Linked DNA regions of Mus musculus: regions 2 and 3 are each linked to region 1. Evidence: chromatin loops called from intact Hi-C (ENCODE). Cell type or tissue: left cerebral cortex. All regions are shown on one strand.

Region 1 (8,000 bases):
CAAACATGGATTTAAAAAAAAAACCCTAAACCAAAAATTAGGAAGTTGCTTATACATAGAAAAATAACAAAAAACAAAACCTTTCATCATTGGCAGTGGTAATGCACCCTGCAGTTCTGACCCTTGGGACTAGGAGGCAGAGTAACCTTGAGCTGTAAGTCACCCTGGACTACACAGCAAGACGCCGTCTAAAACAAACAAACAAACAAACAAACAAAAAACCCTTTCATTTCTGAGATGTCCACAGTTACCTTAATTCACATTATTTTGATGTGTGCCTGGCAGAGGTGATTCTGTTTTCCCTTATATGATGAAGTATGTATCTGTACATTTGATTTTAGATAGCTACTAAATTTACAGGAAACGAGGTATAGTCATTTTCCTAATGTTGTATATCTCTACTAAAGACTTAATGCCGTTCACAAAATTGTCAGCTGGGGTTGTGGCTCAGTAGGGAAGAGTACTTGCCTAGCATGCCTGAGGTCCAATGTCACGTATGGCAATGTGTTGGCTCATACCTGTAATCCCAGCACTTGGGAAGTGGAGGCAAGAAGACCAGAAGTTCAGCATCATACTCAGCTCCACAGTTAGTTCGAAGCCATCCTCAGCCACATAGAATTCTGTCCCATAAAGGAAAATAGTTATATCACCGTAAATACATGCTAGGAAACTGTTAGTAAAAATTGCCAAGCATCATTTTCAGCTTATCAATCCGATGTTATTAAAATAATTGTAGTAGCCCAATTCATCAGGATATAGAGCAACTAGCTAGCACTCCTTAACATTGCTGCTAAAGAATTAACACATTTATTACTTTTTAAGGGATTTAAATTTTTGAAGTGTTCAAAAACTATGGAAGTAAGACATTTGATCTGCCATCTTCCTTTTGTTCCAGAACCTAGACCTCTTTACCCTCATCTCTACCTATCTATTCCCAAGCACCCCTTAGGCTTCCCAAGTCCAGGGATGGATTCAGTTCCGGTCAATTCCACAAGGCTCTTCTATGAGATCAGCCACCCAGTTCTGATAAAGAAGCTCCAAGAAGTTATTGGAAGGGTCATTCGGTGTCCATCAGAGTCTTAGTTATAAAGCTTTAGGGCTGGAAATACTACCGTCTGGGCATGTAGCTAAGTTCCTGTCTGTCATTCAAAAGCCCTGGGATTGAGTGATCGTCAACAGCACATAAAGCTGGCATAGTATAACAAGTCTGTCATTTGAGTCATCCCTGTCCAGGCAGAAAGATCGGAAGTCCAAATCACAGCAAATTAGAAGCCAGCCTGGGCTACATGAGCCTCATTGAAACAGTAAGTACAAGAGAAAGGAAACTAGAAATACTAAAATGTGAAATAAACTTGTTCAAACCACAAGATTGTACAGCTGATAGAAGGGTTGTTGCAGGACAAGTAGGCTGAGTTGGGAGGATCACAAGTTCAAGGCCAACCTAGGTAACTTAGTAACTTTCCTTGACACACTTTGAGTCACATGCTGGCCTTTTAACCTCATCACTAAGGCAAGGAGTTGGGTGACACAACTGGTTCAACTTCAGCCAACTTGGTCAAACTCTTGACCAAGTGTTTGGGACCAGGAAAGGCAAGACCGGACACACGGACACTTCTAATTACATAGCTAGAGGAGAATCAGAATCCAGGGAAGGGGTCAGTTGTGCGCAGGAGAAGGCAAACATTAACTACGTTCACTTAATGCCAGCCCAGGAGAACCCTGCTTCCTTAGTAATGCGCGTGTGTGGAGGGGATGGGAGATGAGGGACTGGGCACCATAGGCCCCTAATGCTACCCTAGGGGAATAAAGGGACAAGTTCACCAAAGTCAAAGTTACAGAAAGGAGATTGGTGTGAGGTTTTCCACGTTTCCAGTTTAATGGAGTGGTTTTGTGTTAAACTGGGTGTCAATGTTTTCCTTCTGAAATCTTCAAATCTCCATAAATAGCTGCATGAAAAACACTTTTTGGTCACATAATTTTGCCTAAGAGTTTACTTAGATTCAGCACTCTTAAAACCTGTGTGTTCCCTTAATTTCCTTTGAGCTTTTGAGTCATCACAATGAAGAGTTCTCCAGTTATGGCAATGGGCGCACGGGGGGGGGGGGGGGGGGGAGTGCTTCTGGGAAGGATGAGACCAAAGGATCACGACTGTTTTCTGAAATGAAGTTTTGTTCCAATGAGCAACACTTGCATCCCAACGCCTCTGCCTTGTTCTGCTTCCTTTGTCAGCACATCTCGGGACTTGTGAACTGTGCCTCTGGGCCTAACCCATTCCTTAGAAAGTTTCTGCGGCTTATTGCTATTGACAGAGCAGCTCCGGCTCCCGACTGGATTAATGCATCTGTCTGAGCAGGTTTTACTGCCCAGGTTACCGGTGTTCCGATAACACCAAGACACGGTGAACTGGCTGCCCCACCCACAAACCTATCGTGACTGCGGTCCCCGGGTTGTAAAGTGGACGGCGGCTCCGCCCTGCAGCACCTGTGCCCCCAGCACGAAGTGCGTGCTGCTGGGAGCCGGCGGGTCACGCAAGCCCGGGCCTCCCGCCGCCGCTCGCGTGCGCTCCCGGGGCTTCCTGGCCGCCCAGGCTGGCCTTGCGTGCCGATGGCGCCGCGTAATCCGCGGAGGAATCCTATTCCGGACGCCTTCTCTAGCCGGAGGGGGTGCCCTGCTCCTTAGCCGGCCAGGAAGTTTCCGGCTCGGAAGTTGCAAGGCACACGCAAGTCGGCGACAAGGACAGAACAGGCAGGGAGGACGGATCCCGAAACCCGGAGGAGCTCCTGTAGACATGGGACAGGGTGGCAGCTGTGCGAGTGCAGGGGGCAGGGGGAGGGGCTGAGGATCTCTGAGCACCAGGATCGGGCGGGGAAGTTTCTGTCCTTGTGACCTTTGGGGCGGGATGGAGGTAACTTGAGGAATGACAAAGGGAATCGAGGGAGGTCGTGGCGACCTGGCCGGGTTTATCTGCAGCTCTGGCTCGCTGCTCTGAGACCCAGGGGCGTGCATCTGGTTACGCCGCGTGCAGGCGACGGGAAGCGCGTGTCGTGAGCAACAGCGATGAGATCAGTTTGCATAACCACAGCGTCGGGGTGGGGAGTGCAGCCAGTCACGCAGCCACCACCCGACCCGGCGCAGACTCTGCCCGGGTGGCCACGGCTGCCCCACGGGATTCGGGTGGCAGGAGCTGGGGTGGTCCTGCCCCTTCCAGGCTCCGGCCTTCTGAGGCGTCAGAACTATTCCAAGGGAGTGGTGAGGCAGTGGGGGGAAGAAAGCCACACAAAGCGCAACCTGCAGAGTTAGCAAGCGGGATTCTATTAGGCAGCTTTCTAGTCACACTGAAAAAACCACTGTGCCGAGTAGGTAACTTCAAAGACTACTATCATGGAAATCAAAGATCATTAAAGGGGGCCTTTAATTTGTTTATACTATTTCGCTAAGCAGTCCTTCGGATGTGTGCGTGAAATTTAATTTATGCACTCAAGTCTGGAGTCCTGGTTTAGCAAAGGAAATAATTATGAATTCAGCTAAGCGTATGGGTACAAACGGATTACTTAAAAGAACAATGAACTGGAAAAAAATTCCAGCTTCTAACTAACAAGGCCATTACATTCAGCTTTTCACGGTCTTGAACATCTTGAGCAGGCTCAACAATACGTGGCGGAAACTTCTAATTAAGCATTTTAAAACGCTAGCATTTACGCCAGGAAAACGTCAAGAATGCCTTATGTTATAGACATGTGACTACCATCTACACATAGACTAAGTAGTGTATCTGGCAGTTTTGTACTTCAGGCATCTTCTTAGTATACTAGCAGTTCACTGGTAGGTCAGTCAGTTATGAAGTAGGATTAAACACCATGAAAAATCGCAACCTGGAATTTCGAAAGACTCTTCTGCAGATGTGACGTTCACGTGATGCGAGTTCACGTGATGCGACTTCAGTAAAGACGAACCTAAGTGCCTAGCACACAGCATCAAAATAAAATCTTGGATGAATGAATGAATGAATGAATGTGTATGGGATACCCTCTGATGATTGCAGCTCTGCAGTAAGTGAATCATGCCTCTCTGGTAAAGTGTAAATTAGACTCCCAGCATTCCAGGGCGGCGGCAACTTTTACCTACCACAGGTGCTTTGAGATGTTTATAGAAAGAGGGCATATATTCAATTATTACAAACTGTTCAAAAAAACTAAAAAAGTATAATGTTTAAAACTGTGATGTCAATTTTATTTGATAGGGTTTATCAAGCACTGACTTATGGAATAAGAAGCTGAATATATCATTACATCAAATATTTGACTTACAGTCAAGTTTTTGATCAGTCTTTTGATTCATAGAATCTTAAAGGAAAGAGACCTTCCTGATATACTTTTCTGCTGCTTCATGCCCGGGTATCTAGGATTAGAAATGTATTAAATCCATTGAGACTGACTGTGTGAGGGATTGTTAAAGTTGGGCGTCTTGCAGACAAAACCGATTGCTCAATGTGTAAATGGTCTCTATTGAAATGCAAAGCACGGAAGGAATACTAATGCCTTGCACACATCTTTGTGTAAATGTAAAAATCTTGTCTCCTTTTGAAGCTCTCAGTAGAGGACCTTTGAGAAGAAAAGGACAGTCAACAGAGAGGAGCTTTCTGAAATGGAGCGGAAGCGTCAGACAATGCAGTTAGCCAATTTTGACTGGAATCAGAAAGCAGATACTGTAGCCAATCTCTTCCATTTAGAAAATTATAAAGCAGGGCAAGGATTTGACTCAGTAGTGGAACACTTGCACTGTGGGTGGGGAGCTTTGGGTTCAAAGTCAAATCTAAAATACAAAACAAAAAGCATATGATACTATCTGTCTTTCTTCTCTTCATAGCTACCCTAATTTTTCTTAATGTCCTCTGTCGTCACTTTAAGGCCAGGATCCTACACTGTTGTTCACATTACGGATTGCATGCTGACACCTGGAGAGGAGGCGAATAGGAACTGATCTCCAGTCTGACAGAGACGTGTGCTTTTGCATCCTCCCGACAAGGGAAGTCTCTCTTGATAATGTGAACAAAGGCACCTCGAGGCTTGCAGCAGAGTGATTTGTCCTCTGGAACAAATCTGCTCCTTCTGCTGGTTGATTTGTATTTAGTTCCCAATTGCATTTAATAGTGTTGCTCTGCAAAGAGGGGGAGGAAGGCATTAGGACTGGAAATGTGCAGGGGCCCAGGCTGATGGAGCTGTGCATCGAACGATGTCACCTTCCAAGGTCTCATTATGAATTGCCGCCCAGGCAAGACAGTATGTGTAGAACGTTCAATAAAGAGCAATGACAGGGCAAACCAGAAGAGCCTTAGCTACCAATCCAATGTCTGAGCCATGCGTTGCACTGGGGAATGATAGTCAGTGTGCCTCAATCCTTTGGCTGAACTACTTGGTGGGATCTGCTATCGGACGATTCTATCTGTGCATGATACATGACCTGCTGCACCTTGAGCTTGCCTTAAGTTTAAAGTATTTTCTTTTTCCTGTTGCAAACATCTCTGAAGCCTACTGACATTGAGTCACAGTCCAAACAATGAGTGGCAGAGACTATTGTGTGGGGATGTAGTGACCTGATTACTTTAAACTGTGGGAACAAGACACAAACAGATGAGCCCCAACAGGACCTTGTGCAATCTTTTCTGGATGGGCCACACCCTGAATGCACCTTAAATCTCCTACTTTTTTTGAAAGTTTAATTTATTGCTTAGCAACTCCAGGAACAGTTAATTTGATTTTTTTCATGATTTAATTAGCATAAAAGAAGAGTTTCTATGTAACTTATTAAAATATGTGCATGATATAAATATATAAAATATGTGGAATTAATGCCATGTTCTGAGAACATAAAATTATCCAACTGAATTAACATCTTTTTTAAAAAAATAGTTCCCGCAGGTAATTAAGGAGTCGGTTTTGTAATTTGACATTTAGGCCGAAAGCAAATAAAACACAGGAAGGGATCTGATTGGTGCATCGCACCGTTCACCGTTTGCTTATCAAGCAAAGATTCCTCAGAGATGCTTTTAGTGAATTTTCATTTTTTTCTTAATTTATTTTATATGTATGAGTGTCTGTCTGCTTGTACATATGTGCACCATGTGTTTGCCCGGTGCCCACAGAGACCAGAAGAAAGCATCAGATCTACTTGGAACTGAGCTGTAGACCACAGTGAAGATGCTAGCAACCAAACCCTGGTCCCCCGCAAGAGCAGCAAAAGCTCTTACTTAACCACTGAGCCATTTCTCTAGAACTCCCTTCCCACCTCTACCTTTTTAACCAGGCCTTGCTACACAACCCAAGTCTTGAATTCATGGCAATTCCCCTGCCTCAGCCTCCTCAGGGTAGATGTTACAGATATAAACCACTACTACTGATTTCCCATGGAGTTTTAAATGTTAATGGTTATCATCTACAAAAGCCTTTGTAGAATGTTGCTTTCAAGGTTTGGTAGTTTTAAAAATGTGAAACAGAACAAAGAGTTTGAGTGAAGTAGTCCATAAACCTTGTGGCTACTGAAAATAAGAGATATGGAGGAATTAAAGCAGTCGTAGAACTCCATACACAAAAGATGCTTTTAAATATGATTCATTGCTAAGAGCAAGTAAATATAATTTATCACGTTGAGACAAATACAGCCTTTAGTCGATTGGTCCTTGTTTGAGGACAGAGACAGTTACTATTGTTTGCTTTCCCAGTACCCCCCTGTGAGTGATAATGGCTTAAGGGAATCAATTATTAAGTAAGAGGGAGAGGAAACCCTTCAGAACTAACTACTGGGCAGTATAGTCCCCAGGCCTTCCCCATTTCTCTCTTGATGAGTGCCTGCCAGCTCGTCCATGCTTTACGTGAGCAATAAGGAAAAAGGAAGTAGTCCAGATGGCAGCATGTCCATCGGATGTCTCTGAAATGAACAAAGTATTTGCAGATGTTTCAACCAAATGGAGGGGCTGGGCTATACCTAAGCCATAGGAAACAACTTCCACACCTTGAGGCTACTACAATAAAGGTATCATCACTCATCTGGACAGGATTCCGCTGGAAACTTGAAAAGCACTCTAGGTCGGAATGCTGCATGGATCCAGACTTGCCTCAGGAATGCTGCCGGTGCTCAGATCTGAGTATCGAAATTAATGTGATTTGTAAAAATAGCCATCAGGATCATTGCTTATCTGGAAATCAGATCCTTTAATCACTGTAGACAGAGCTAATGAAAGTAGAAGAAACCATCATTGATTTTGAGAGTCGTCTCCTAAATTAGTTGGCCTTTGGCTTTTGGAGAGCAAAGTTCAAATTCCAGTTCCTGTTTAACAGGAAAATAAGTCAGACGCTAAGGAGAGAATCTTGTGGACTGAAACAGCAGGACACAATGGACTTCTGAGTCTCGAAGAAACCTTCTTTTTGAGAGTTGCTGAAGTCATTTCCCCAAATGAAATATTTCTCATGGTACCTTTTAAATTGCTTTAGATGGTTTAATTTTTTTTTTTGTCCTGTCTTTTTTTTTTTTTTTTTTTTTTTTTTTTTTACTTACTTGGTTTTAAAAGTATTTGTTTGTCTTTAGATTTCATTTTCGTCGTCCAATGTAAATGTTTATATTTTTCTAATAAGAACCGTCTACAGCCTACTGTTTTATGCAGGCAATGTTCTGGAGTGTCTGCAGCATATTAGCCCGCTGGCTGGCTGAATATGGGATGGTGGGTGCTATGATTAGTGCGCCAACTCCTTAATATGATGATGCCACACAAAGGCATCTTCAAAAGTGCAATTCTTTAGCTTTGTGTCCCAGCCACAGGACAGTCTGAGACTGTTTTCTCTGTCCTGATGTAGTAAGAACTGGAGGAACGTTTCGCTTTTCGGTAAGAAAGAGCTTGTTTTCCAAAGCAATGGGAGGGAATACATAACAACATTGAACTTGTTCCCTACAAAGACTAAAACGTAAAGATAAAAGACTCAAGTGTAATGTTGCTGTGGACACACACA
Region 2 (8,000 bases), 74 kb after region 1:
AAGTAGTGGTCAATATTCGTGTGGAAAGGAAGATTCATTCCAGCTGCCTGAACAACAAAGTGAGGCAGAAGGAAGTTTTATTCATTTATTTGTTCTCTTGTTCAATGAAATAGCCTGAATTGCTCTGGTAGGAGAGTCTGTCTTGAATCAAAAATGGTTTGACCAAATCACAACAGGAAATGGCTCTTGTTACATCCTAGCTTGCTCTGGCTCCTATTGGGCAAATAGAGCATCCTTTCTGTACTCCTTTAGCTACAGATCCAGCAGGTAGCTGTCCTAAGGGGCCCTGACACCTCACAGGTCTTTGTCTTTGGAATGTTTATTCTGAGAATTGTCTCAAGAAAGATGAGTGTTAGGTTGTTTTGGGGTTTTTTTTTTTTTTTTTTTGCTTTTGTTTTTTGTTTTTTGGAAAGGAAAGGAAAGGCACAGTAAGCTGGAATCCTGTCTTTAAATGTAGCTAATTTCTATTTAATTGGCCAGTAACTGCATTTAAAATAAACACCAGTTGGTAATCAAAAACAGGAGGATAAAGACTGAGCAATTGTGTAAGCAAGATAGAATTACTAAGCCAAAACAAAGTTGGAGGGAAGTGCAGAGACACACTGCTTCAGAGAAAACACAGGAGAGGAGAGACAGCTGTGGGCTCACAGACCTCGGAAAGATGAGCAGCAGCTACAACCGTTGGCGGAATGGATGCTAATCAGCAACTGATCTCCAGTTGTAAAGCATCGGTTCCTTTATTAAGTAAAAAATTTAAAACACTCATAAACAGCAGCTTTAAAACCGTCATGCAAAATGAGCTGGGCACACCCTGGTGTATCCCCAGAGACAGACAGAGAGATTGCATGGAGGTCCAGGAGACTCTTTGCTGAGGGCTGGCTTCTGGGAGTATAGTAATTCTGAGATTACTTCCCTCCAAGGAGCAGAATGTGCCATGGCAGAGCAGAGAGGGGCATGCCTGAACTCTGTGCTTGCTGCACCACCCAAGATGCACAGATGTGTCTTGCACAGGCTCATGCCTATAGCTGTTCTGTTTGGCACTGAGAGAAGAGCAGAGAGGAGAAAGGAAGGGGATGGTGACAGTGCCTTGGGAAGGATCTTGAGGACATGAGCAAGTTCTTCAACTTGAATCTCCATCACTTTAGGTTACACTTAAAAGCCAGACCTTCGCCTGTCCCATCTCTAAAAGGCTCACTGTTTGTCTCCCTTCTAATTAGCATGATTTTTCCCCCTTGAACACTGGGGTTGATTTTCTTTTTTTCCCACAGACAAAATTCACATCCCTGCTTACTGTTTGGTTCATTTGGAAGCAGTACTTATTCATCAAAGGGACTAAAAAGCCCTGGGAGGTTGAGTTCGAAGAAGGACTACACATGAGGGTCACAGTAAGTAGGCACTTCTCATCAAATCAGCTGCCCAGGGATGCTAAAGAGCTTTTTAAAGGGGAACTAATAAGGTCATTCAGCATCTACTGGCTTCTACAAGCCTTAGCTAAATTAGTCCTAGCATACAATAACCCTGTAAGGTAAAATAATGATTCCTGGTATTTTGAAAGCAATCAGTGATCCACGAAGAGGGAGTTAATGTCCCCCAGAACCAAGATTAAAACCGACACATTGAGGGAGGTTCCACTCCCTTCCTGTGATCGAAGGCCAGCTTGTTTGTTTCCAAGCAGGACCTTGGGTGAGGCGCACTTGCTCTGAGAATCCCGCAGCCACTGGAATGGCTGGCCCCTCTCAACTGAGTTTGCTAAGCACAGTCCTTTTCTAAGGCTGAGGGAATGCAGGTTTTGACCGCTGAGGCTGTTGAGACGGTTTGCTAGTTACATATTCTTGTAAGTTGTCAGGAGTCAGCTTTGTCTACATCCCCTTCCCCCCACCGAACACACACGCACGCGCGGACTCAAACCCTGGGAGGGCGGCCCTGGGCCACCCACACGCTGGCACACTTGTGTACGTGGAAGCCAGCTCGCTCTCCGCATTAGCTGTGGTGTGAATTCTGAGTCACATCTGCACAGCCGGAGAAGTGAAAGACTGTAATTTACATACACCCCAGTTCTTGTCGTTAAAGCGGAAGATCTCCGTGTTAAATTCTTCCTTTCAAGTGATTACTCATCATCCAATTGAGGGGAAAGCCTGGGCTATCACCTAGGAAAGCGATCTAATCCAGCGAGTTTGTAGTCGCTGGACGAACGCAGGAGGCCTCTTTCTGGTACCGTCTTGGGGAAGGTGGGAGAGTGGATGGTAGAGTCCCCTATCCGCCCCCCCCCCCACCCTATTCCACCCCTCCCCTCCACACCAGGCTTCCTGAAATTTTTAATTCAGAAAAGGAGTACCTCGGTTCCTGTGTATTGGGTAGGAAGTTGTAAAACAGAACACACTCAAAAATAAGCATTAAGAGTGAGCTCCAGGACAACCAGGGTTACACAGAGAAACCTTGTCTCAAAAAAAGCTTTAAGGCTACACTGAGTCTGTCCACAGCAGGAACCGCCGGCCACTGCGTTTGCATAACGGTAGTGTCCACTCTCTTGTATCCTCTACAGGAAGTGCTTGGTCCATTCCACTAAAAATGGCTGAATATTTTATTGACTAAAACCTGGGGGATGGAACTGCACATAAACATATCTGGAGGGCCGATTTTAGTTGTGTTTATGTCTCATGGTTGGAATCCCTTTTAACTACATATTTTAGAGACTTGGAACAGCTCTGAAATTCAGACACTTGATGAACAACAACCACAGACGTGTCACAGCAACATTTGGACACTTTGAAGATGGTGGCAGGGACTTTAGTGGGGAGGCATGAGAGAAGAGATTTTTTTTCTTCCTAATTATGACACTTTAGTAGCTGGGTACAGACTTCAAAAAGCTAGTACAGACAGAGCAAAATCGTACTGTAGAGCTCCGTTGGAAGGATTCGTCTGCCAGCCGTCACGATGTGGAAAGTTCATCTTTTCATCTTATAAGTAAAAATATCCCTCGGTTCCCCCATTAGTAAGGGAGGGTGGGAAAAGGCATGCGCACTGCACACACTCTGCAGGCAACTCTCTTCAGGGACTCCAAGGTCCTGTGGCCTGTGAAAGAGGTGCCCTCTGCCCAGGGCTCTTAACTTCACAGGGATAAGCTTTTCACCCAGCTGTCCAGGGAACAAAGGGCATGTTTCATCTGCCTACACCCACAGCCCCCTGGGTGGGGCAGGGGGTGACAGTCCAATGCCTATCACATGGCCTCTGGCGCATAAAAGCTTTTAAATAATTCTGATTTTGAATATCAAATTGACATGAAAAGTGCATTTAAGAAGAATAGGCATGATCCGTGCTGAAGAGCATGCTCTATGCAAATAAGTTGGGCGGTCACTTGCTCATTTATAGTCCTGGTTCTCAACTTAGGCTATGTATGGTATTGCTTGCTCTAAAATCCTGATACCCTATAGCATTCAATCAACTACACTTCCCCCCCCCCTTTTGCCCCTCTCCCTCCCTCCTTCTTTCTGTCTCTGTCTCTCTGTCTCTCTCTGTTTCTCTCTTTCTCTCTCACAAACACACACATACACTCAAGAAAGTAGGATTTAGTCAATCTAGGGTAACATAGGCATCAGTATTCTTAAAAGCTCTCTGAGTGCAATCAAGACTGAAGTGTGAGCCGGGTGGTGGTGGTGCACGCCTTTAATCCCAGCACTCGGAAGGCAGAGGCAGGCAGATTTCTGAGTTCGAGGCCAGCCTGGTCTACAGAGTGAGTTCCAGGACAGCCAGGGGTGCACAGAGAAACCCTGTCTCAGAAAAAAAAAGAAAGAGAGAGAGAGAGAGAGAGAGAGAGAGAGAGAGAGAGAGAAAGAAAGAAAGAAAGACAGACAGACTGTAGTGTGATTTAATAGAGCTCAAGGCCTCTTTTTGTCTAGCTCTGGACTCTTTTTGACTCTTTCTTTCCCTCCCACACTCACCCTATCTTAGCTTTTCTTCTCTGCATCTTCCTTGTCAACCTCAGTCAGCAGTGACTCACTCCTGGATCCTGGATCCCAGAACACTGTGTACACATCTTAACCAGAGCATCTTCTCACATTGCATTAAAGACACAAGCAAATAGGTCAGCCTGCTCCTCCTGTCCAACAGAATGTGGACCCTTTATAGTGTCTGCAGGAAGCATGCAAAATATTTAGCAGGACACGGGAGCCTATTGATTGAATGTGCAAATGAATGAATGTCAATAGTGCATATTATTGCTGCCTTACCTTACCGATCCCAGAGTTCGAAAGCCAGCCCCCTCTGGGAGACTCAGAATCAATAATGTGGAGGTGGGAGGTCTCCATCTTGCTACTCAAGCTCGCTCCATAGATTAGCAGCATGTACATGATACGAGGCTTCTTACATGTGCTTGACATCTCAGGCAGTTCATATGCAAGTTACAATTTCAGTGATATTTCCCAGTAACTCCCAGAGGAGTCCTATTTAGCCAGTCTGCCAACCTTGGTGTTCTAGACCTCTGTTAAACTTGGTAGACCCTGAGGTTGCTTCCTATTTCTTTCTTTCTTTTTTTTTTTTTTCGCTTTTCCCAACCTTCAAAACTATTTCTGTTCCTTGCCACCAAAAGCATCCGTTCATATCTGAACTTCTTACAATTATTCAGTCAGCTAATATTTGAACATTATTACTAGGTGTAGTGATTTGTATATGCTCAGCCCAGGGAGTGGCACTATTAGAGAGTATGGCCCTGTTGGAGTAGATGTGGCCTTGTTGGAAGTATATCACTGTGGTTGTAAGCTTTAAGACCCTCATCCTAGCTGCCTGGAAGCCAGTATTCTGCTAGCAGCCTTCAGATGAAGATGTAGAACTCTCAGCTCTGCCTGTACCATGCCTGCCTGGATGCTGCTATGTTCCAGCCTTGATGATAATGGTCTGAACCTCTGAACCTATAAGCCAGCCCCAACTAAATGTAGTCCTTATAAGAGTTGTGTTGGTCATAGTGTCTGTTCACAGCAGTAAAACCCTAACAAGACACTAGGTCTTATGTTAATTAAGAGTATCAGATATATTTTCTCATCTCTTCAGGAGATATATACAGTAAATATCATTCCCATTTTGGGGAGGGGGGGCGGTGAAGGAAGAGAAGTTTGGAACAACTAACTGATCCATGACATTAAACAGGTAGCATGTAGTAAAGTTTGAATCTGAACCCAAAGTCAGAATATTCACTAGAGTAGTCTTAGGTGTGGCTTTAAGCGATCACATTTCCTAGTTGAGCAGTTCTCCTTCACAGTCTTAAAAATACTGAGGATCCTAAAGGGCTCTCATTTGTTTATATTCTGTCTATAGAAAGACTAAAATTTGAAAGAGGGGGCTGGAAAGATGGCTCAGCAGTTAAGAGCACTGACTGCTCTTCCAGAGGACCCTAGTTCAATTCCCAGCACCCACATGGTGGCTCACAACCATCGGTAACTCTTCTTTCAATGCCCTTCTTCCAGGCATCCAATGCCCTCTCTGGTCTCCACGGGCTTGGTATCTAAGTATACACACCCACACACAGACCTACACAGACACAGAGAAGCATACACATAATACAAAATCAATAAAGATAAGTAATTTAAAAATAAAACATTGAAACAGAAGCTTCAAATTTGATTTTCTTTAAAAATAACTTTAACTTCATTAGTTCACGCTAATATAAGCAACAGTCTTCATTTAAAAACCACATTTTCTCAACCCAAATAAAATAGTGAAAATAGTTTCTCAACGTTATTTCTCATTTTTCCAAGTTTCTAACATCTGTGACAAAAGCAGATAGTTGAGCTTGTAACTCAACGAATATTATGCTTTTTGTGTGTGCATCAGCATGCAGTACATGTACCTCATGCAGGGTTCCTGTGATATACATTACAAAAAGGCTCTACTCCTATAGGCTAAGGTGAACAATTTTCACGGCTTTGCCAGGGACATTTTTAATGGATTTGGCAGGGTTTTTTGTTAGTCTCCTTGTTGGGGGGTTGGGTTGTTTGGTTTTGTTTGTTGATGTCACCAATGTGTGCCAGTGGAGAACTCTGACTATTAATAGTTTGGTCCTACTTCCTTGTGTGCAAAGGTATTACCTTTTTTTTTTAATCATTGCTATTACATCATCAGTGCAAGTGTCGACACAGCCACAAGCATAAAGGGCATTCTAAGGCTCTGGGACTAGTTTTCGTCTAATGGACCACCTTAAATAACCCAGAGCTCCCTTGGGATTTGCAAGGTGACATTCAACAACTGCTGTCCTGCAGTAGACTTTTTGAGGCTTTTTTTTTTTTTTTTTTTTTTTTTTTTTTTGAGACAGGGTTTCTCTGTGTAGCCCTAGCTGTCTGGAACTTACTCTGTAGACCAGGCTGGCCTCGAACTCAGAAATCTGCCTGCCTCTGCCTCCCAAGTGCTGGGATTAAAGGTCTGTGCCACTACTGCAGGGCTGTTTGAGGCTTTTTTTGTTTGTTTGTTTGTTTGTTTGTTTGTTTTCGAGACAGGGTTTCTCTGTGTAGCCCTAGCTGTCCTGGAACTCACTTTGTAGACCAGGCTGGCCTCAAACTCAGAAATCCACCTGCCTCTGCCTCCCAAGTGCTGGGATTAAAGGGGTGTGCCACCATTAAAGAACATATAAACACCACAAATTTCTGTAGGCACCTGCAAGAGACAGGATTCTGGGTCACAACACCACCGGGCTCTGCACTGTGGGCAGTGTCACGTCTGACTCAGTACTTTGGCAGCTCGCCATTGACAGCAGGCTCTTCAGAAGTCTTCGGGTGCTGAGCTCCTGTGAAGCCTCAAGACAGAGGGCCTGAGAAATGGCTCTACCAGATAGGTGTTGCTTTATAGACATCTTGGTAGCACCAGGAATCCATGGCTACCTGCTTTATTCCCTAGTCCAGCATGTTATGCAATCTAACAAGGCTTCAGCTTAGAATGCACTAGTTATGCAATCTGATTCTGTTTGTCACACTTAAAATATTATCAGTGAAATCATCTCCATTCAGCTTTTTACCTTGAGCGGGTTTTTTTTTTTTTTTTTTTTTTTTTTTTTTTTTTTTTGACACTACTAAGTAAGGAAAGCTGTGTAGAGTTCCCAGAGGGCATGGAGGACTTCTCAAGCCATCTTCCTCCAAGGTAGCCATCTTGGTTATATAAAGTAGCAACTCTGGGCTGTTTTACTGAGCCAGTCTCCTCTTTCAGAAAAGAAAAAAAACCAAAAACCAAACCAAACCAAAACAAAAACCTATGCCCTTGAGCCAGAACAAATGCCCTTAGGAATAGGATTTTCTTTTCTCTTTGTAAATGGAGAAAAATGAAGGTAGTTAGCCTGACTCCCTATGGTGGGAAAATGCTTTCAGCTCTTCCACCTTGCTGGGTTCTCCTCACAGGAGACACTGGCCCTTGGCTCCCCGTTGTACTGTGGAATTCCCCCCTGACACTACCAGAAAGGTTAAGAAAAACAAAAAAGAATAAAAGGTGGCTCCTGTCCTTTATTAGCAACAAAGCTTGGGGCTAGCACAGAGTAGGGAAAAGGCCACTGGTGCTGCCCAGACTGTGTTTACTGAAGCGCTCTCTCAAACACTCCAGGGCAAGACACACAACCCCTGTGATCCACCTAAACTTGCTCTGAGAAATGATGCCTTCTGCTTCGCTACATGGTTACGAGAAACAAACAAACAAACAAACAAGCAAACAAGCAAACAGTTTTTAAAAGAAGTTAAAACCTGAATGTGGTGGAGGAGGCCACTCAGATCATCAGAGAAATGGCTGTAGGTTCTAACTCTCTATCTGTCCCGTTCCCGGTCCCCATCCCCGCCCCTCCCCCAATACTGAATTTAAGATGTTCTTTCCTTCGGGGTCTGTTTTCATTTTGTTTTGTTCATTTCTGCTTTTAACAGAAAAACAACTGCATTATAGCTTTCCCACCCTCACTTCTGTGGCAGAAGGCGTGGTCATAGACCCTGGGTCCTTGGCCTCTGAATCTTCAGTGTGGATTTAACGAAGTCTGTGCTCCA
Region 3 (8,000 bases), 55 kb after region 1:
TTTTTCATTTATGTGTGTAATGCATGTATATGTAGGTGTCTCCTGTTTGAGACAGCTGTCATGTTAGCATTTAGATAAGCCAAACAGGCCCCAGTCTAGTGGCCTGAGAGTAGGCTTCGGTTTTGGAGGTGTGTGCAGCTGTCCCAAATCCCAGGCCTACTATTTTTCAGGCTGTGCGTCCCCAGACAAGTTAGCTAAGTCCACTTTCATCACCCATTAAATACTGACAACCGTTTCCAGCTTGTGGTGGGGCTGATGAGGTACTTTGTGCTCAGGGGCTAACAGTGTCTCAGTGAGCAGTGAGGAGCCCATGAGGTAGACAGGTATTCAATAGATGTTGATCCCTTTCTTCTTTCGTATCCCCAGCTTGTAGTAATAAGCCATGGGCCATCACAACCCCCATGTGATCTTAATTCTGGCCCCAGCCACTACATAGCTTTACTTAAAATGCAAAAAATGGAAACTAAGAGGTTAAATTTTAAGGTCACTCCCTGACTCTTTTTGTGAACAGGCAGAGGAAACTTGAATAATGTCTACGGCTGTTTCAGTCTTGGAGAGAGTCTCCACCAGGGAAAACACTCTTGATAGGTCTGGTTAATTTCCTTGGCATTGCTGTGTGGCTAATAACCTCGGAGTTTAAATTCTAAAATAATCATTAAGAACAGAGAAATTGCCTATCAATTACTCGCTGGATTGCCCCACTGCCTACAGTTCAGTGATTCCTCACAGAGCCACTGACACTTCCTTCGGATAACCTACTAATTCAGCGAGTATATACCAAGCCTTGGCCGAGGACCCAGCAGAGTGGACGTTGAAATGGCTGTGAGTGATGGGACACAGTCCCCGCCCTCACTCTTGCACGGGCCAAGGTTATCCAACTCTTCCCACTAGCGGAGAGGTGACTCTCCTACCATGCTACATTCCCAAGAGGTCTTTTACTCAGACAAAAAGGCAATGTGTCAATAACTCCGGAACTGTCTAAAAATAAGAACTAAAGGAGATCTTTTCCCAGAGAGCTTTCTCTCATGGATGAGTAAGACTCACCTTCTTTGTGTTGACTATTTCAAATTGCAAGAATAATACATGCTTGAATTGCAATATGATAACTTCCCATGAAATGAGACCCCTCCCCCATCTTTACTAGAGATGAAAGTGCATCTTAACATCCATACTTTCATTGTTTCCCCTAGGTAGCTACAAACATTTATATCTAAACACTTACCCATTACTTCTACTATTTTTTTGTTTATGTGTGTAATGCGTGTATATATAGGTATACGTGCGTATACATATGTGGAGGCCAGAGATCAGGTTCAGTGTCTTCCTCAACTGCTGTCCATCTGATATTTTGAGACAGGACCTTTCACTGAACTTGAAACTCATCAGTTTAGTTAGACTGACGGGCCCACAACACAGGGCTCTGCCTGTCTCCAGCATCTGTCTTTTTAACTTGGGATATGGGGAATTGAACTCGGGCCTTCATGCTTGTGAGGTAGGTACTTTACTGAGTCATTTCCTTTCAACATCAAATTGGAAAGTCTCCTTAGTTTTGGGCTTTTTTGTTGTTGTTGTTGTTTGTAGTTTTTTCCTTTAATAAAAATGTTATTATCTACTATCTATCTATCTATCTATCTATCTATCTATCTATCTATCTATCTATCTATTTATCTAAAGTATATGAGTGTTCTCTTGTGTATGTGCCACATGTGTGCCTGGTACCCATGAAAGTCAGAAGAAGGCATCAGATCCCCTGGAACTGGAGTTTCAGATAGTTGTGAGCCACCATGTGGGTGCTGGGAACCGGGTCCTCTATAAGGGTAGCCAGTGCTCTTAATTGCTCCAACCCAAGTTTTTTCTTTGATGACATTACTAACCAGATGGTCCATGCTGTCCATTTTTCCAGTAATGACCTTGATATGTTAATCAATATGTTTTAAGTTCTTTGGTTATTCCAACATCTATGTCATATCTAAAGCTGGCTTTGGTGGCTACTGAATATCTTCACAGTGTATCTTTCTTTTTCCTTTCTTTTTTCTTTTCTTTTAGTATAACCTGAAATCTCTGGCTAAACACCAGGTACCTGGTTGTACCTATAGTAGGTTCTGAGGTAAAACAAGCCTTTAATGAGCATGTCTACTAATCTGGCTTACAGCAGAACTTCACGTAGAGCTTGTATAAATTCCAAATGATTCAGATATTTTAGTGCCCTTGTTCCTAACTCCTCTCTTAGCCTTGGCTCTCTCTGCCCCTCAGACAGTGTCTGGCGCCTACATTTCTTTCCATTGTAACCCATTAAAGGGTTGTTGTGAAGTGATAGAGTATAGGGGAGGGGAAATCCTAGAGTTTTCTGACCCACCCTGAGATGTCGGTGGCCTGTATTCCAGGAGTTTGGCCTTCCAGGACATCTACTGATAACAGTGAGGGAAGGAGCTAGTGAATTTGCAGATGATCAGATAGAAATTTCCCAACCTGCAACACAAAAGAATAAAGAACTAAGAACTCCAGAACCTTTAAAAAGCTGCAGATGGTATCAAAATGGATAACACATACAGAACTGAAACACTGGAAGAAAAAGACAGAAAATTAGGATCACCTATTTGAAATTGCTATTTTCATAGTAAGTGAGGTGTTATCTATCAGACATGTAATTTTCAGCATAAAGTCAATGGTGGCTTTAAAAGGGAGAATTGCCTTATGTATGTTTCAATTTTATGTGCCTGGTTGTGGAGTGTCTCATTCCTTCAGTTAGGAGAAGCTTAAAAGATGCTGGGCAGTGAAAGAGTTAAAGGATTATTTCAAGTTAAGGATGAGTAATCTTTCCAGAGTGCGGGGCGTTGAGAGTAAAAGATACAGGAAACAGCAATAATATAAGAATAAAACCACCTCCAGAAAGCAGGCAGATGGCAAGGAGTATTTTTTACTATAAGATTTGTTTAATGCTGCACATTCCTCCATGCCCTCATTAAATGGATATATATTTATCCCAGAGAACACAGTATGACTGTTAATAGAACTATGACAGATAGTCTTATGTAGTATGAGTCACAGGAGTAGAAAATCATTCATTCACAAGGGTCTCATTCACTGAGAACCGAAACTTTCACAACGTGAGGTGTTTGTGGAATGACTGTGAGTACCACTAGGCCTCTTTTTTTTTTTTTTTTTTTTTTTTTTTGTAAATTGTCAGATTTTTTTTTTCCTAGCTGAGAATGTTCAGAAGTTGCCTATCAGTCATGTGCTGCTACATGACTCACCTGGCTTGAGTTACAACATCTGACCAGCACCACACTCAAGAAGCATTAAGTTCTTGAACATCTGTCATCACATCCAGAGGGTTTCAGGAACCCTTGAAGCTACTAATGCAGTGAACCTCAGCCTTCTGTTTAGCAAGTGGTAGCTTCCAAACAATTGATTAAGCCTCATTCCAAGCATGCTTTGACCTTGTTAACTTGGAACCTGCTTTCTTTCAACCGTATTTAGGAAGATGCTGTTCAGTGGATCTTTTCCAAACACCCAATAGAATGACTTCTTGCGTAGCAGTTTCAACCGCTGAGCATTAAAAGCTAGAGTCTACACAGAGCTCAGGATCTCACAACATCTTCCGTTTGCTTGCCGAAGGAACACAGCGGGGAAATTTCTATCTTAAGTAGCGAAGCTCACCATGCTTCTGGAATGAGACTCAAGCCCTAAAGTGTTCACAGCGTGGTGCAACCGAATGTTTTCTGTCTTCAGGAGATAAGCTGGAGAAGTTTTGTTTCCCTGGCTTTCAAAAACCTTTACTACAGAACATGATGAGGAGAAAAAGGCAAGCCAGACAATTCTATAAGAGGACTTCTTGGGCCAAAGCCCCCTTCAGACAGGAAACTGATGGCAAGTTTCTTCTGTTCTCTCACAAGGGAAGGAGACAGTGACAGCCAGAGTCACTGAAGTAATAACAAAGGGCAGAAGAAGAAATAAAGGTGAAGCCAAATCTTACTTTCTGTCCCAAAATAAGACCATACAATTCTTACCACCACCCACATCCATCCTTTAAATTCCCAAAGTTTGGTTTCCTTACCCAACCATGAAGAATCATGGTCTCTCCAAAGTGAAGAACAGAAAACCTACAACTCTCAGCATTTATATACATTGAGTCACATTATGGAGAGTCCAAATAGCATATGTAGACCTAGTTTTAGGTTTTAAAAACCTATTTTAAGTTGTTCTTCATTCCACATAAATGTTGGGGGCTACTTATCTTTTAATACCTTGTAATTTTAATTGGGTGGCAACCTTTGACCACCCTTGTAGTGATAAAAGATAGTGAATTGTCTTAAAATAAACAATAAAATAAACCCAAAACAAGCTTGCTAGTCTCAGCACCATGGGGTCAGGGACACTCATTAGCCAATGCCTTTCACTGTCAGAAACCAGTTCAATGTCTTTTAGAGAAACTGCTGTGTCTGTGTGGAACTGAAGATGTCCTCTGGTGGGATCTCCTTCCAAGGGCACATGATTCTAGGTAATGGTTTCTAATTTGCCTGAGAACTGATGTCCTCGCACGTTCTGCGCCTACTCTTCCACTGATCTCCCTCATTTTGTTTTGCTTCCAAGAGAACTGAAAGCCACCACTCTGATGTAGCCTCTGGTGAGACCCACACAAAAGTGGTACAGACCTTTCAGGCTCTGAAACACATTCAAGAGCAGAGACCTCACTTTGCTTTTCAGTCTCAAGATCAGTGCGTTTATTGGGATGGTGCTGACATAAAAAATGAAGGAGAACATCTGAGTCTAACAGCTGCACAAAATTTGGACTCGTGTAAACTGGTCTGACATCACACATTCTGCATGTGAGTTCCATGAGTTCTCCACATATGGAGCTAATAGAGTAACATGCAGACAAAGACCCTGTGGTTTATGGCATGATGAAGTCCAGAACTGAAGGAATGAAGCCAGGAAGACTACACTATTTACTGAATGAAGCAGGCTTTGGATAATGTCTCATTCTCACTGAGCTACTTAGTTTCACTAGGGAGATGCCAGACTCGGCCTGACACCAGCAATAAGCATTATGATGGGGCCGTTGGTCTGCACTTGTCCGAAGAGGGAGAGAGATCTTAGAGTTCTTTGCCTTGCTTGCTCCATGGAAAAATGCATGTGGGTGTGTAAACACATTGAAGTGGGGTTAAAGCTGTGCTTCTCCTCACAGACAGTGAGGAAAATGCAGGTAAAAGAAGGGAACACACTGTCTCAATGCAGAGTCCTGGCAAGATCCAGCAATCCTTAGCTGGGAGGTTGGAGTTGTGCCCAGCCACGGTAGCGTTGACCAAATCAATAACACTCCACACTGACCCACAGCTGTAAACAAAAGCCACACATGTTCTCTTTCTTCCACTAAAGACAAGGACTACGAGCACTTCACAAATAGTTCTGTGCTGCTCTGTGACTATACGTGTGGCCTAGAAAACAAAATATGTCCTTATTTAATTTTTTCAAAGGAGAACCAAAGACACTTAAATACCTCTGGGTCAATTAACCACATAGAGGAAGGCTTTTGGAAACTATCCAACAGCACCCTCACCTCCGGTTTGATTGGTCGGGTTGGGTTGCTTTTATCACCATCACTGGCTCAAATCTGAGAGGACATGAGGCTCAAACTCATGTGATAGATTTATTTCAAAGTCAGTGAACTTATACAATGTAGTTCCATCTGCATAAGAGAATTACAAAGTAGAATCAGCTTAGATCACTGAGAGAATTTATATCAGGAATTCAAGGCAGGAACCTGAGGTAGGAATTGAAACAGAGGACATGAAGGCACACAGCTTACTGGCTTGTTGCCCATGTCTTGCTCAGCCTGCTTTCTTATACATAGCCCAGGGGTGGCAATGCCTGTAGTGGGCTAGGCCCTCCCACAACAATCATTAGTCAGAAAGTGCCCCCAAAGACTTGTCTCCAGGCCAATCTGACGGAAATATTTTCTCAGTCAAAGTTCCCTCTTTCCAGATGATTCTAGCTTAGGCAAAGTTGACAAAAACAAAACAAAGCAAAGCAAAGCAAAGCAAAGCAAAGCAAAACAAAACAAAACAAAACAACAAAAACAAAAACACAACTAACCAGCATAGTAGGAAAAGAAGAAAGATACAAAGGAAACAGAAATAGGTAAATTCTCAAAGTATTACTGGAGGTTTTTAGGGCAAAAGTATGGTTTCCCCCAACAAGCTAAACTTGGGCACCCAAACTGATATGCTAATTAAAGAAGCAAGGACTGTGAGGAGAGAGGGAGCCACAGGAAAGAAGGCTTATTGGATGAGATGACACCAGGAAAAGGAATAAATAAAAGGGGGCAGTGACCCCCCTCCAGTTCATCTTGGGGGTACTAGAGTGAGATTTAGGTTTAAATAGGGGGCAAAAGGGATATGCACCATCAAGCAGCTTGGTCAAGGCCTCATCTCATTTATCATTGACCCATCATGGTCTCAGGTAGATTTAACAAGAGTCCTGCAAGATGCGCCAATAAACCATTAAACAATTATCACGGTCTGAAAGAAAGTGGCCCCCATAGGCCCATAGGAAAGTGCACTATTAGGAGGTGTGGCCTTGTTGGAATAGGTGTGGTCTTGTTGAAGGAAATGTGTCACTGTTGGGGTGGGCTTTGAGGTCTCCTACGCTCAAACTATGCCCAGCGTGGCTCACAGTCTCCTTCTGCTGCCTGTGGATCAAGGTGTAGAACTCTCAGCTCCTTCTCCAGCATCATGTCTGCCTGCACACTGCCATGCTTCCCACCATGAGGATAATGGACTAAACCTCTGGAACTGTAAGCCAGCCCCAATTAAATGTTTTCCTTTATAAGAGTTACTGTGGTCACGGTGTCTCTTCACAGAACCTTAACTAAGACAAAGACAACTCTTAAGCTGCTAATCACTAAGGGCGCAGCTTCACTCTAATGGGTAAATGTCCTAATTGTGGGGGCTGGGGCATCTATCCTGCCAGGTTTTTGCTCTTCCTAAAATTCAGGGTGACTTAAGAGGGAAGTGAAGAATCACAGTTTGTCACAGGTTCAAAGCAAAAGTCAAGCCCAGGTTTTCTTCCTGCTTCCAGTTACATTGTGGGCCAAGTGAGGGCTGTGTGCTTTTTACCAGAAGCAGTTTCTAGGTGCCGCAAGGTAAGGAAAGTAATAAACAGTTCTCTGTTTCTGAACAGAAAGCATCCAACATTACCTAGCACCTTATTTTTACTCCCAGTGAAACATAGCTTCATATTTTTTTTAAAAAGAAATCGTTAGAAAAATATAATATGCTATATTTGGTCTTTTGAAACAGTGTCTCATGTAGCCCAGACCGACCGACCTCTAGCTCCATGTCTGAACTTCTGATCCTCCCATTGCTCCTTCCCAAATTCTGGCATCACGGGCCTGCCCTTATTGTTTTATGGTGCTGGGAATCAAACCAAGGACTTTACACACACTAGGCAGACAGTCTACCGAGTGAATTACATCCTCAGCCCAGTTCATAAACACTTTGACTAAAATAGGCCTTTTCTGTGAAAATGAAGAATTCTTGTTATGTTAATTGAGACTTAAGCACAATGGGTGAAGAAGTGAATTTAACCATGCAGTCATTCTCGAGTGCACTTGAAAGCTAGCTTTAAACTTCTGAGTTTGGAGGAATCAGGACAGTCTAGAAGAGCAATTCTCAACCTGTGGGTCATGAACCCCACAGGGGTCACATATCAGATATCCTACACATCAGATATTTACATTATGATTCATAAGAGCATTTATGGATAATAGCTATGAAGTAGCAGTGACCTAACTATATTAACCATAGTATGGTTGGAGGTCACTACAGCATGAGGAAAGGAGATTATTTGTCAAGGAACAAGAAAGGCATATGTGAGGAATTCCTATCTTCTAATCTCCTGGGCCCACTGTGGAGCTTAGAGCCGCTGTTACTAAAGTCAGACAGTCTATTTTGGAGCTCTAGGCAAGTTCTAGAACTTTCTCTAGTTTCCTAAACTGG

Evidence for each region. Peaks named below come from ENCODE experiments on the same cell type or tissue, not always from the same donor. Only the 100,000 strongest peaks of a DNase experiment are listed, where the experiment ranks them.
Region 2: a loop joins it to region 1, with 2.1 times the contacts of the local background. A loop is called at or near these places in 4 of 42 quality-filtered maps.
Region 3: it touches region 1 in a loop (3-fold over the local background); 5 of 42 quality-filtered maps call a loop at or near these places.

What each region holds. Positions count from the first base shown.
Region 1 is chr3:65,654,046-65,662,045 of GRCm38, reverse strand. Mir8120 (microRNA 8120) reads right to left here and starts at 2,758; the gene lies at 2,620-2,758. It also overlaps a transcript of Lekr1 not described here. In left cerebral cortex, a CTCF peak has its summit at 127; DNase peaks (open chromatin) are centred at 2,671, 3,067 and 3,836; H3K4me3 peaks cover 1,856 bases; H3K27ac peaks cover 1,365 bases.
Region 2 is chr3:65,580,530-65,588,529 of GRCm38, reverse strand. Gm34924 (a long non-coding RNA gene) reads left to right here and starts at 7,680. Exons shown (of 3, transcript XR_375719.2): 1 at 7,680-7,754; 2 at 7,884-8,000. In left cerebral cortex, no CTCF peak of the experiment used is centred here; DNase peaks (open chromatin) are centred at 2,746, 2,864, 4,005, 6,874 and 3 more places; H3K4me3 peaks cover 682 bases; H3K27ac peaks cover 355 bases.
Region 3 is chr3:65,598,773-65,606,772 of GRCm38, reverse strand. No RefSeq gene overlaps it. Among named protein-coding and RNA genes, the nearest start is that of Gm34924, 22 kb to the right of the region's middle. In left cerebral cortex, no CTCF peak of the experiment used is centred here; DNase peaks (open chromatin) are centred at 2,905 and 3,616.